Linked DNA regions of Homo sapiens: regions 1 and 2 are each linked to region 3. A link is a contact called in ENCODE Hi-C or POLR2A ChIA-PET data. All regions are on one chromosome and are shown on one strand. Each heading gives the region's core, a stretch centred on a gene start or an enhancer-like site at or near the end of the contact. The rest is flanking DNA. Distances are from core to core; before and after follow the strand shown. Region 1 holds the start of AFMID (arylformamidase). Region 2 overlaps USP36 (ubiquitin specific peptidase 36). Region 3 holds the start of DNAH17-AS1 (DNAH17 antisense RNA 1).

Region 1 (2,974 bases), core at 363-2,862, 300 kb before region 3:
AAACTCCTAACCTCAAGTGATCAACGCACCTCAGCCTTCCAAAGCGCTGGGATTAAAGGCGTGGGCCACCACACCTGGCATACAGCTTTTCTAAATTAATTTCAGAAAGTCTTTGTGTGCAGCGTCAAAAGCACTTGCTTCTGGGTCCAAGAAGTCCAACTCTGAGCCACATCTTCCTGAGCAAGGGGTTTGAGCTGAAGTGATCCCCAGGGCCATAAAAGAATGTTGGGGCAGGGCATGGTGGCTAACATCTGTAATCCCAGCACTTTGGGATGCTGAAGTAGGAGGATTGCTTGAGACCAGGAGTTCAAGACCAGCTTGGGCAACATAGCAAGACCCCAGCTCTATAAAAATAAAATAAAATTAGCTGGGTGGAGGCGGGGGGGTGCACGCCTGTAGTCCCAGCTACTTGGGAGGCTGAGGTGAGAGAATTGCTTGAGCCCAGGAGTTTGAGACCAGCCTGGGCAACATAGCAAGATCCTACCTCTAGAAGAACAAAAACAAAACAAAAAGAATGGTGCGTGGGTAGTTTACTCAAGAAACTCACTAGCCCCACCCGGGTCAGGGAATGGTTCTATCACCTCAGGAGAGCAGAGGCTCCACGGCTTCAGACTCCTTGGTTTAGAAAGCGACTACGTTTCCTTGGCCTTAGAAGGAAACAGCCACATTGAATAGGGGTGTACAAAAAGGCCTGGCCTACAGGGGACACAACTGGTTGCCACCTTCTCAGAGGACTTGGTGGGGAAGACAGCTAAGCTGTAAGCAGCTGTCACCAGCTCCAGGAGGGAGTGGCGTCCACACAGGACGAGGGGCTTGGCCTGGGCAGAAGAGGGCAGAGACTTCCTCCTGGACTGAATTCAAGGGAGGAGCACCCCAGGCGGGAGCTGTAGGAGGCTGTGCTGGTCCTTCTAGGGGAAGGGAAGGGGAGGGAAGGGAAGGGGAGGGGAGGGGAGGGGAGGGAAGGGGAGGGGAGGGACGGGACAAGGGGTCCCCGGAGAAGAGGAAGGAGCTCCACCCCAGCCCCGCGAAGCCATTACCTTTTTCCTGAGAACATCGGCCCGAGAATCACCTAGGAGAGAAGGTGAGGTCATTTGAGGGCCCGCCCTGCGCGGATGCCTGGACACAGGCTATCACCACGACCACCTCATCCCCAGCCACGCGCAGGGCTGGCCCCCGCACCTGGATCTGCCCCCGGGTCTTGCTGGGGGAGCCAGGCAGCACAGTGGGCAGGTTAATGCAGCTCATTGCGCCTCCGGGAAGTTCACGAACCCGAGTACTCTCCAAGGCCGTCCCGCAGTAAGCCCCTGGTTCCCGCGCCGACCGCTTTAAACCACGGCGTGCTGGCCAATCACGAGCCGGCCCCGCCGCCATGGGGCCAATCAGCGCCCGGCCGCTGACCTGGCGGGAGATTTGGCCGCAGCCCGCCCCCTCGTGGGAGGAATCCGGGACGTGCGCCCAGGGACTGGGAGGGCCTGGAAATCAGGGCGATGGACGTGGCTGATCGGGGTGGGGCCTGGTCTGAGCCCCGCCTCGGTCCGCCCACCAAGTTTAAAGGGGCGGAGCGAGGCGGGGCTCTGGCCATATAAACAGAGGGACGCACGCCCATGCGGCTGTAGACGCCATGATGGATGTGTCTGGTGTGGGTTTCCCAAGCAAGGTTCCTTGGAAGAAGATGTCTGCAGAGGTAGGTGGATTGCAGGGAGGGACTAAGGGGCTGGGGCGGAGTTAGCTCATTTATTAGATTGGAATTCCAAGAAGGAAGCTTAGAAGCCGTCTAGAGCACTCCTGTGGGCATGCAGAGCGCCTAGTGCGTGCCAGGTCCCCAGTGCTTGAGCACCATGGTGTATTTTACCTTCTCCTAAGGATTTTTGTTAACCTGGTTTTCAGGATAAAGAAAATTGAAGTCCTGACTATGCTAATAATATCCGTAGACCCTGCCAGGCGTGGCGGCTCACACCTGTAATCCTAGCACTTTTGGCGGATCACGAGGTCAGGAGTTCGAGACCAGCCTGGCCAACATGGTGAAACCCCGTTTCTACTAAAAATACAAAAATTAGCCGGGCGTGGTGATGTACCTCTGTAATCCCAGCTACTGGGGAGGCTGAGACAGGAGAATCGCTTGAACCCAGGAGGTGGAGGTTGCAGTGAGCCGAGATCATGCCATTTGTACTCCAGCCTGGAAGGCTGGGCGATAGACCAAGACTTAGTCTCAAAAAAAAAAAAAAAAAAAAAAAAAAAAATCCATAGACCCGCAGGAGGTTAGGGGACAAAGTTCTGGACCTTGATCTGAGGTTACACAATGTTTTTGGGTCTGTGCTTATGTGGCACAGGCTGAAGGATTCAGAACAGCTGGTATTTACATTGGGGTTGTGAAGGTTAGAAACATACAGGCCGGGTGCGGTGGCTCAAAAAAAAAAAGAAAGAAAGAAAAGAAACCCATTGTATAATCATGATCATAAATAATAGCAACAAAGATGGTGGTAGTGATCACAGAGTGTGCCAGGTGTGGCTGTAAGGATCCTACAGGTAATAACCTTTCCAGGTACAGATTGGACAGATCCAAGGACCTCTGACAAAGAGCTCCTTCACTGGGAGGAAGAAGCAACCCACACTGACTGGCTTGCTTTATTTTACTCGCATGCTTTATCTCTTTTAACCTTGTGATTTGGATACATGCCTTCTTTTTTTGAGACACAGTCTCGCTCAGTCACCCAGGCTGGAGTGCAGTGGCATGATCTCGGCTCACTGCAACCTCTACCTCCCGGGTTCAAGTGATTCTCCTGCCTCAGCCTCCCGAGTGGCTGGGATTACAGGCACACTGTAGCTGGTACTACATGCCTGGCTAATTTTTTTTTTTTTTCTTTTGAGACAGAGTCTCGCTCTATCGCCCAGGCTGGAGTGCAGTGGCGCGATCTGGGCTCACTGCAACCTCTTCTTCCAGGGTTCACGCCATTCTCCGGCCTCAGCCTCCTGA
Region 2 (3,029 bases), core at 99-2,598, 330 kb after region 3:
TATTTCATAAAAAGCCAGAGCATGCAACGGCACCTGTTCTAGACATCAAAAGGACATGGACAATGCAAGTCCCACCGCCCAGTGCTCATCACACTCATCTGGAGAACCCTGAAAGTCCCTGCCAGGACCAGCCCAAGCACAACCAGAAGCTGCGGTAAATCCATTAAGACAGTGGCCCTGGAACTTGACTGTGTATAACAAGCATTCAGGGATTTTGCAAAAATGCAGATTCCTGGGCCCTGTCCTCCAGAGATTCAAATTCACTGGCACTGGGATAAACCCAGAAACGTCTATTTTTAAAAGGCGTCCCAGGTTGCTTCCCCTCTCTGTGACTGTCTTCCCGTCCTGGACAAGGGCGAAACTACAGTCCCTACTTCACAATATGTGTAGAACCTTTAGAACAGGGACAGGTACTGTGTAAACAGCAGCTATCAAACTCGTGGCTATCACTTTCTTCGTGTTATTCTGATGCCGACTGTGGCCCACGGAGCTGCCTGGGATGGTGTCACGAGCGCTCACCTTGGTGATCTTCCCCCCGCTGAAGTTGGCAAAGCGCTTGAGGGAAAGGGTTAAGACGTTGGATGTTCTGTGGATGGTGAAGCGCTTGCTGGCTGGAACCTTCTTCTTGCATCTATGAAGAAGGTGATGAGAAAGATTAATGAATGATTGATTCGTGCTCTGAAAAATGTTGTCTTAACGCTAAGTTAATAACAGCAACAACTGCTCTGTAATAGTGGAATCTTCATCAATGAGATTTCGACCTTCTGCTCCTCTCAAAATCACATTAAGCATGCCTCAAGTAAAGGAAAGCTACCACAGGGAAATAAGACTACAGAAAGTGGGAAGATTCTAAAGCAAAAAAATAAAAGTACTGTACCCACCAGGAAACTAAATAAAATACAGGAAAAAGTTGCTTTGGGCCAACACAGGAAAGAGCAAATTAAAGCAGATGTGGCTGAGTGATAAAACGGGCAGGCAGGAAGTCAACGTAAGCAAAGCTAGAAGATGCGCAAACACAGGGAGAGAAAACAGAAGCAGAGGCGCGCAGCTTGGAGAGCTGCAGGAAACAGACCTAAAGAAGAGTAAAGCAGAATTAAGAATATATTCTTTAGTGCCTACAGCTTTACAAGGACCTAGATATAAAGATATTCAGCCGGCTGTAGTAGTGTGATCCCAGCACTTTGGGAGGCAAGGCAGGAAGATCACCTGAGTTCAGGAGTTCGAGACCAGCCTGGCCAACAAGGTGAAACCCTGTCACTACTAAAAATGCAACAAATGACAAAGTAAGAGTTCTATCTGCAGAAACGGAAAAATGTCCAAAACCAGTTAAGTAAAAAATGAAAGCCAAAGAAAACACTCCTTAAGAGGCAAGAGAGCAGCTGGTTGGGCACAGTCCCTGGGGCGGCCGCCCGGTGCCAGCCAGTGTGAACTGATGTGAGCTCGTGCTCTGCCACGTCCTCTTGGTGTGGCCCCATGGCTGGTCACTTCACTTCTCTGTGCCTCAGTTTCACCATCCCTAGCAATGGGAAACCACAGCCCCTACTGCACAATATATGCGGCATCTTTAGAACAGGTATGGTGTAAACTGTAGCTATAAAAATCATAGCTATTGCTTCATTCGTGTTATTTAGAAGTTTGAGTTTTTAGGACACACATAGGTTCCTCAAGAAATGCGAGCAGCGGTCACCGCTAAGGAAGAGTGGGTGGGCACAACACTGTCAGGTGAGGGGACTTATTTCCCGTCTGGTATCAGTCTTCTGCCACAAGCAACGTGAAACTTACTTAGCACACATGTAGGCATTCTCTCCACTCAGGACATCTGCTTTCACAAAAAGTTCCAGAGCACGCACAATATTCGCAGCTTGCTGAGGAGGACAAAAACAGGGAGTAAAATACACAGCAGAGGAAAAAGGCTGATTCAAGAAATGCCAAATTTAAGGTCTTTTTTAGGCTGAGGCAGCAAATCACAGAACTTAGACTCGCATAAAAATTTGCCCACTAGCTGCCAGATTGGGACTCCTTCTCCAGAGACAAGAAATGAAAGCAGCCAGGAACAGCGGCTCACGCCTATAATCCCAGCACCTTGGGAGGCCGGGGCAGGAGGATCATTGAGGCCAGGAGTTTGAGACAAGCCTGGGCAACATAGCAAGACCCCTGTCTCTGCAAAGAAATTTAAAAAATTAGCCAGGCGTGGTGGTGCATGCCTGTAGTACCAGCTGTGTGGGAGGATCACTTAAGCCTAGAGGTCAACACTACAGTGAGCTATGATTGCGCCACTGCACTCCTGCCTGGGCCACAGAGCAAGACCCTGTCCCTCAAGCCCCTATAAAAAAAAAGCAAAGCAAAGAAATGACAGCTGCAGGTCTGCCATGAATCAGTCACTTTTATCAGGATGATCTTGTAGCTGGACCTGCTCTGGAGCTTGGGTTGGCCCAGCAAAGGCAGACCACCCTCCCGCACCCTGTAGCTGCAGCAGGATGTGCGACAAAGCCAAGGCTGCTCTCCCAGGTGAGGCCCACAGAGCCACCAAGCTCCAAAGGCTGCACGCCGCCCAGAGCACACAACAGACTCTCCTCAAGCCCTGGGGACAGCGTTGTTCCTGTTCATGCTTCAGGACACAAAACCCAATTTTACCATTTTTTTCTTTAAATAAAAGGATACGCTTAGGAAAAACTCTAGAAAAAAACAGGTAAAGACAATGGTCTGTACTGCAAGGCGGCAGGGAGCAAAGGAGTTTTCTCCCTATCTATTTTGATCTGATGCCTTTACTGTTCTGCGGGTTCTGTTTCACCCTCTGGCCTCGCTCTCCTACTGCAAAAGTGAAGGGCAGGACAGATCTGTACCCGGATCTCCAGCGCGACGTCCAAGTAGGGGTCGTAGGTGTCCGAGACGCTCTTGCACACGGAGCACTTCACTGCAACAGAACAGAGGCAGTGGAGCAGGTGGGGCCTGGCAGAGGCACTCCCAGCTCCCAAGACCGAGACCCAGCAGGGAGGCAGACTCTCAGCAGGGCTTTGGCCAAAGATGAG
Region 3 (3,212 bases), core at 240-2,739:
GGAGTTAGAGACCTGCCTGGCCAATATAGTTAAGCCCCGTTTCTACTAAAAATACAAAAATTAGGTGGGCATGGTGGCAGGCACCTATAATTTCAGCTACTTGGGAGACTGAGGCAGGAGAATCGCTGGAACCCAGGAGGCAGAGGTTGCAGTGAGCCAAGATCACGCCATTGGACTCCAGCCTGGGCAGCAAGAGCGAAACTCTGTCTTGGAAATAATAATAATAATAATAATAATAACCCAGCTCCGCCACTCATTAGGACCATGACCTCAAGTAGACTACCTAACCCCCCATGCCTGCCTTTCTCGGCATGAGGCCAGGCTTCATGAACGAGCAGACTAGTTTCTAGGCTCTTTTGGCCTGAGCTACTTGCTTATTTTAAGAGACAACTATGGCTGGGCACGGTGGCTCACACCTCTAATCCCAGCACTTTGTGAGGCCAAGGCGGGCGGATCACCTGAGGTCAGGAGTTCGAGAACAGCCTGGCCAACATGGCGAAACCCCTTCTCTACTAAAAGTACAAAAATTAGCCGGCGTGGTGGTGGGCACCTGTATTACCAGCTACTCAGGAGGCTGAGGAAGGAGAATTCCTTGAACCCAGGAGGCGGAGGTTGCAGTAAGCCAAGATCGAGCCATTGCACTCCAGCCTGAGAGACAGAGCGAGATTTCTCCTCAAAAAAAAAAAAAAAAAAAAAAAAAAAAAAGACAACTGAACTGAATGTTCTCATCTTTCCAAACTGCAAACCTAAACGTGCCACCTTTGGTTTCTCGGTGCCGTTAGGAGAAAATCTGCACTCTGTCCCGAGGCCCTGGGATTCTGGCTGCAGCTGCCCTGGGCACCCTCTGCCTCTGGCTCTCACATCCTTGCCACACCGGCCTTCCTGGGCTTCTTCACGTGTGGCAGGGCATTTACACGTGGCAATCTCTCCACCCAGAATGCTCTCCCTCTAAGGTCCCACAGCCAGCAGGACACTGCTGCCAGCTTCCAGCTGTGCACCATCTCCCCAGGGGCATCTCTCTGCTGGGGCTCCCAGCTGGGAGGCTCCTCTGTGACTGCACTGGGGGTTTTCCTCAGGGCTCTTCCTTTACCGGGTAATGTGCTTCTTCCTCTCCCGGCGGGACAGACACCTCGGTGGAAGGGGGGAAGGAGGATCCCCCCCTCCGCGGGGGCTCTAGGCCACTGCTGCATGTTTGTGAAATGGGTGATGGACGAAACTGATAGAACCTCTCCCCTACCCTGGCCCTACCTCAATGCCTTGTGGCCCCACAAACTTGGGGGCCCAGCTACGACCCGTGTCTCCCTACCCACGTTGCAGCACCCCCCCCACCGCCCCACACCAGTCCTGCCCTACTGCCCTGGGGCTCCGCCTCTTCCTGCGCCCCGCCCTGGCCCCGCCCTCACCGCCCCGGGGCCACGCCTTCCCCTCCGGCCCCGCCCCGTCTAACCAGTGCCGGTGGTCCATGTGCTGCCGGATGAGGGTGTGCGGGGCCACCGTCCCATACTTGTCCACCTCGGGCATGTTCATGTCGTCGATGAAGTAGACGAGCTTCTTAGTGCCTGGCGGCCCGTAGTTCCTCCCCGATTTCTTCTCCAGCGGCTTCTCCAGCACCCCTAGAGAGGGCAGAGGGTCAGCTGCCCGCCTGCGCCTCCTGAGCCAGAGCCTGTTAGGTAGGGAGGGGCGCTACCTGCTTCCCCGGAGGACAGAAGGTGGGACCTGGCTGGGATCCAAGTTTACCAAAGGTACCTGCCCTGGGAGTGGCCCTTGAGGGGGCACCGGGTACAGCCCCAGGAATAAACAGAGCGATCAGAGGCGAGGGTGGCAGGAACCTTGCTCTCCGTCACCTTTGGGTCGCCTTAGATTGGCTGAGACACTCCCGGGGGACCTGCTGCCTCGACTGGCCATCAAAACCCCATCACCATGCCCACAAGGGAGCACCAGAAAGAGGGGTCCCGGCTGCTCCTCCTCTGTCTCCGACTCAGGAAGGAAAGGCCAGCGGGTGGGGCATGGGAAGTGAGGAGGTGCAAAGTGGCTAGTGAGTGCCTGGGCCTGCAGTGAGAGGGGACAGGAGGGAACGGGGACTGGCGGGGGGCAGCCGGGTAGGCAGGGCGTGGCCGGACCAGCCTCACCCTGCAGCATGGCTGAGGTCGTGTAGAAGTTGAAGGGCACAGCCTGCACCAGGTAGTTGTCCGTGTTCAGGCTTTCCAGCTTGTCCCCCATCAGCACCGACTTGCCCGTCCCCGCGTTCCCCACCAGCATCACCGGCCAGGACTTCTCCATGAGCAGGTCCATGAAGTAGCGGATGCGGATGGTTTCCGTGGTGTGGACCAAAGAGGCCTGGGGCAGGGGAGGGAAGGGGAGGGAGCTGTGATTCTCAGACACTTCTGCCTCTCGTGGGTGTGCAGGCCATGTTCTACCGAACAGGTCCTAATGTTGAAAATCGGTTGTGTTTGGACATTCCGTGCAGGCGTGTGGAGGGTACTGCACCGATTCCTGCCTCTAAATCACCAGTCGGTGGCCCTGCTTTGGGGACAGTTACCTGCAGTGGGACATCGGGATCCAGCTCAAAGGAGGGCACTTTATCTGTCCAGGGCAGGAACTTTTTTGTGTCAGGATCAATGTAGTAGTCAAAAATCGTTCCCTGCGAGGGGAACTTGATAGTCTTGAATTCGTTGATCCACCATTTACTGAACTCCACTCGATAATCCACAAGCTGTTGAGACACAGAAGTAAAAATCAGGGCCCAGCTAAGCAGGATGCTGAGAGACCCTGTGTGGGTGGCCGGGCCCCCCAGGTGCATCACCTGGTCCTGGAACATGGCGCCACCGAAGGCCCAGAAGCAGGTGAACACGAAGTACAGCTCGTACAGCTCCCTGGGGGAGTCGGGGGGCACGGTCTTCTCCGTGAGCAGGCACTCCAGCAGGTACAGAATCGTTTGGATCACCGTGATCTCCGGCACTGGCGTGATCTTCTTGAACCCAAAGCGCAACTTGTCCAGGCACGTGGGCAGGTACTTGTCAAAGAGGATCATCAGGTTGGCCTTCTCCGACTGCACCTTGCGCCTCTCGATCCAGCTGCTCACCACCCTGGGGGTGACAGGAGGCGCCGATGACACAGCCGCTGCTCTGGGTCTGCCAGTGTCCCTGCCTTGGTAAACGCCCCTCCCTACCTCCACCCAATTCTGCTGGGGCTGCCCTCAGGGTCACCATGCC

Evidence for each region. A loop is a pair of places that touch in the nucleus more often than their neighbours do. ChIA-PET counts read pairs that join two places held with the same protein, here RNA polymerase II (POLR2A). Pooled maps may share reads with other maps.
Region 1: a pooled map shows a loop between it and region 3 (5-fold over the local background). The contact joins the promoter of AFMID here to the promoter of DNAH17-AS1 in region 3. A Hi-C loop is called at or near these places in 3 of 50 pooled maps. POLR2A ChIA-PET finds 5 or more read pairs at or near these places in 3 of 52 experiments (H1, HEK293 and activated CD4-positive, alpha-beta memory T cell).
Region 2: a map of astrocyte of the spinal cord shows a loop between it and region 3 (8-fold over the local background). The contact joins the enhancer-like site here to the promoter of DNAH17-AS1 in region 3. A Hi-C loop is called at or near these places in 3 of 168 maps with a recorded cell type or tissue (IMR-90, astrocyte of the spinal cord and sciatic nerve) and 7 of 50 pooled maps. POLR2A ChIA-PET finds 5 or more read pairs at or near these places in 1 of 52 experiments (activated T-cell).

The regions. Positions count from the first base shown.
Region 1 is chr17:78,185,750-78,188,723 of GRCh38, forward strand. AFMID (arylformamidase) reads left to right here and starts at 1,613. Exons shown (of 11, transcript NM_001010982.5): 1 at 1,613-1,684. The coding sequence starts at 1,622. It overlaps TK1 (thymidine kinase 1), which reads right to left and starts at 1,303. Exons shown (of 7, transcript NM_003258.5): 1 at 1,180-1,303; 2 at 1,038-1,069. The coding sequence starts at 1,245. RefSeq lists a silencer at 1,456-1,595.
Region 2 is chr17:78,818,148-78,821,176 of GRCh38, forward strand. USP36 (ubiquitin specific peptidase 36) reads right to left here. Exons shown (of 21, transcript NM_001385174.1): 8 at 2,844-2,914; 9 at 1,783-1,865; 10 at 520-631. Among named protein-coding and RNA genes, the nearest start is that of USP36, 21 kb to the right of the region's middle. Within about 2 kb of position 1,349, at least 6 of the 41 ENCODE cell types and tissues checked have a DNase peak (open chromatin) inside an H3K27ac peak, as active enhancers do.
Region 3 is chr17:78,483,421-78,486,632 of GRCh38, forward strand. It overlaps DNAH17-AS1 (DNAH17 antisense RNA 1), which reads left to right and starts at 1,490. Exons shown (of 6, transcript NR_102401.1): 1 at 1,490-1,742. DNAH17 (dynein axonemal heavy chain 17) reads right to left here. Exons shown (of 81, transcript NM_173628.4): 45 at 2,804-3,086; 46 at 2,540-2,713; 47 at 2,130-2,337; 48 at 1,448-1,613. RefSeq lists enhancers at 1,003-1,142, 1,173-1,222 and a silencer at 1,293-1,522.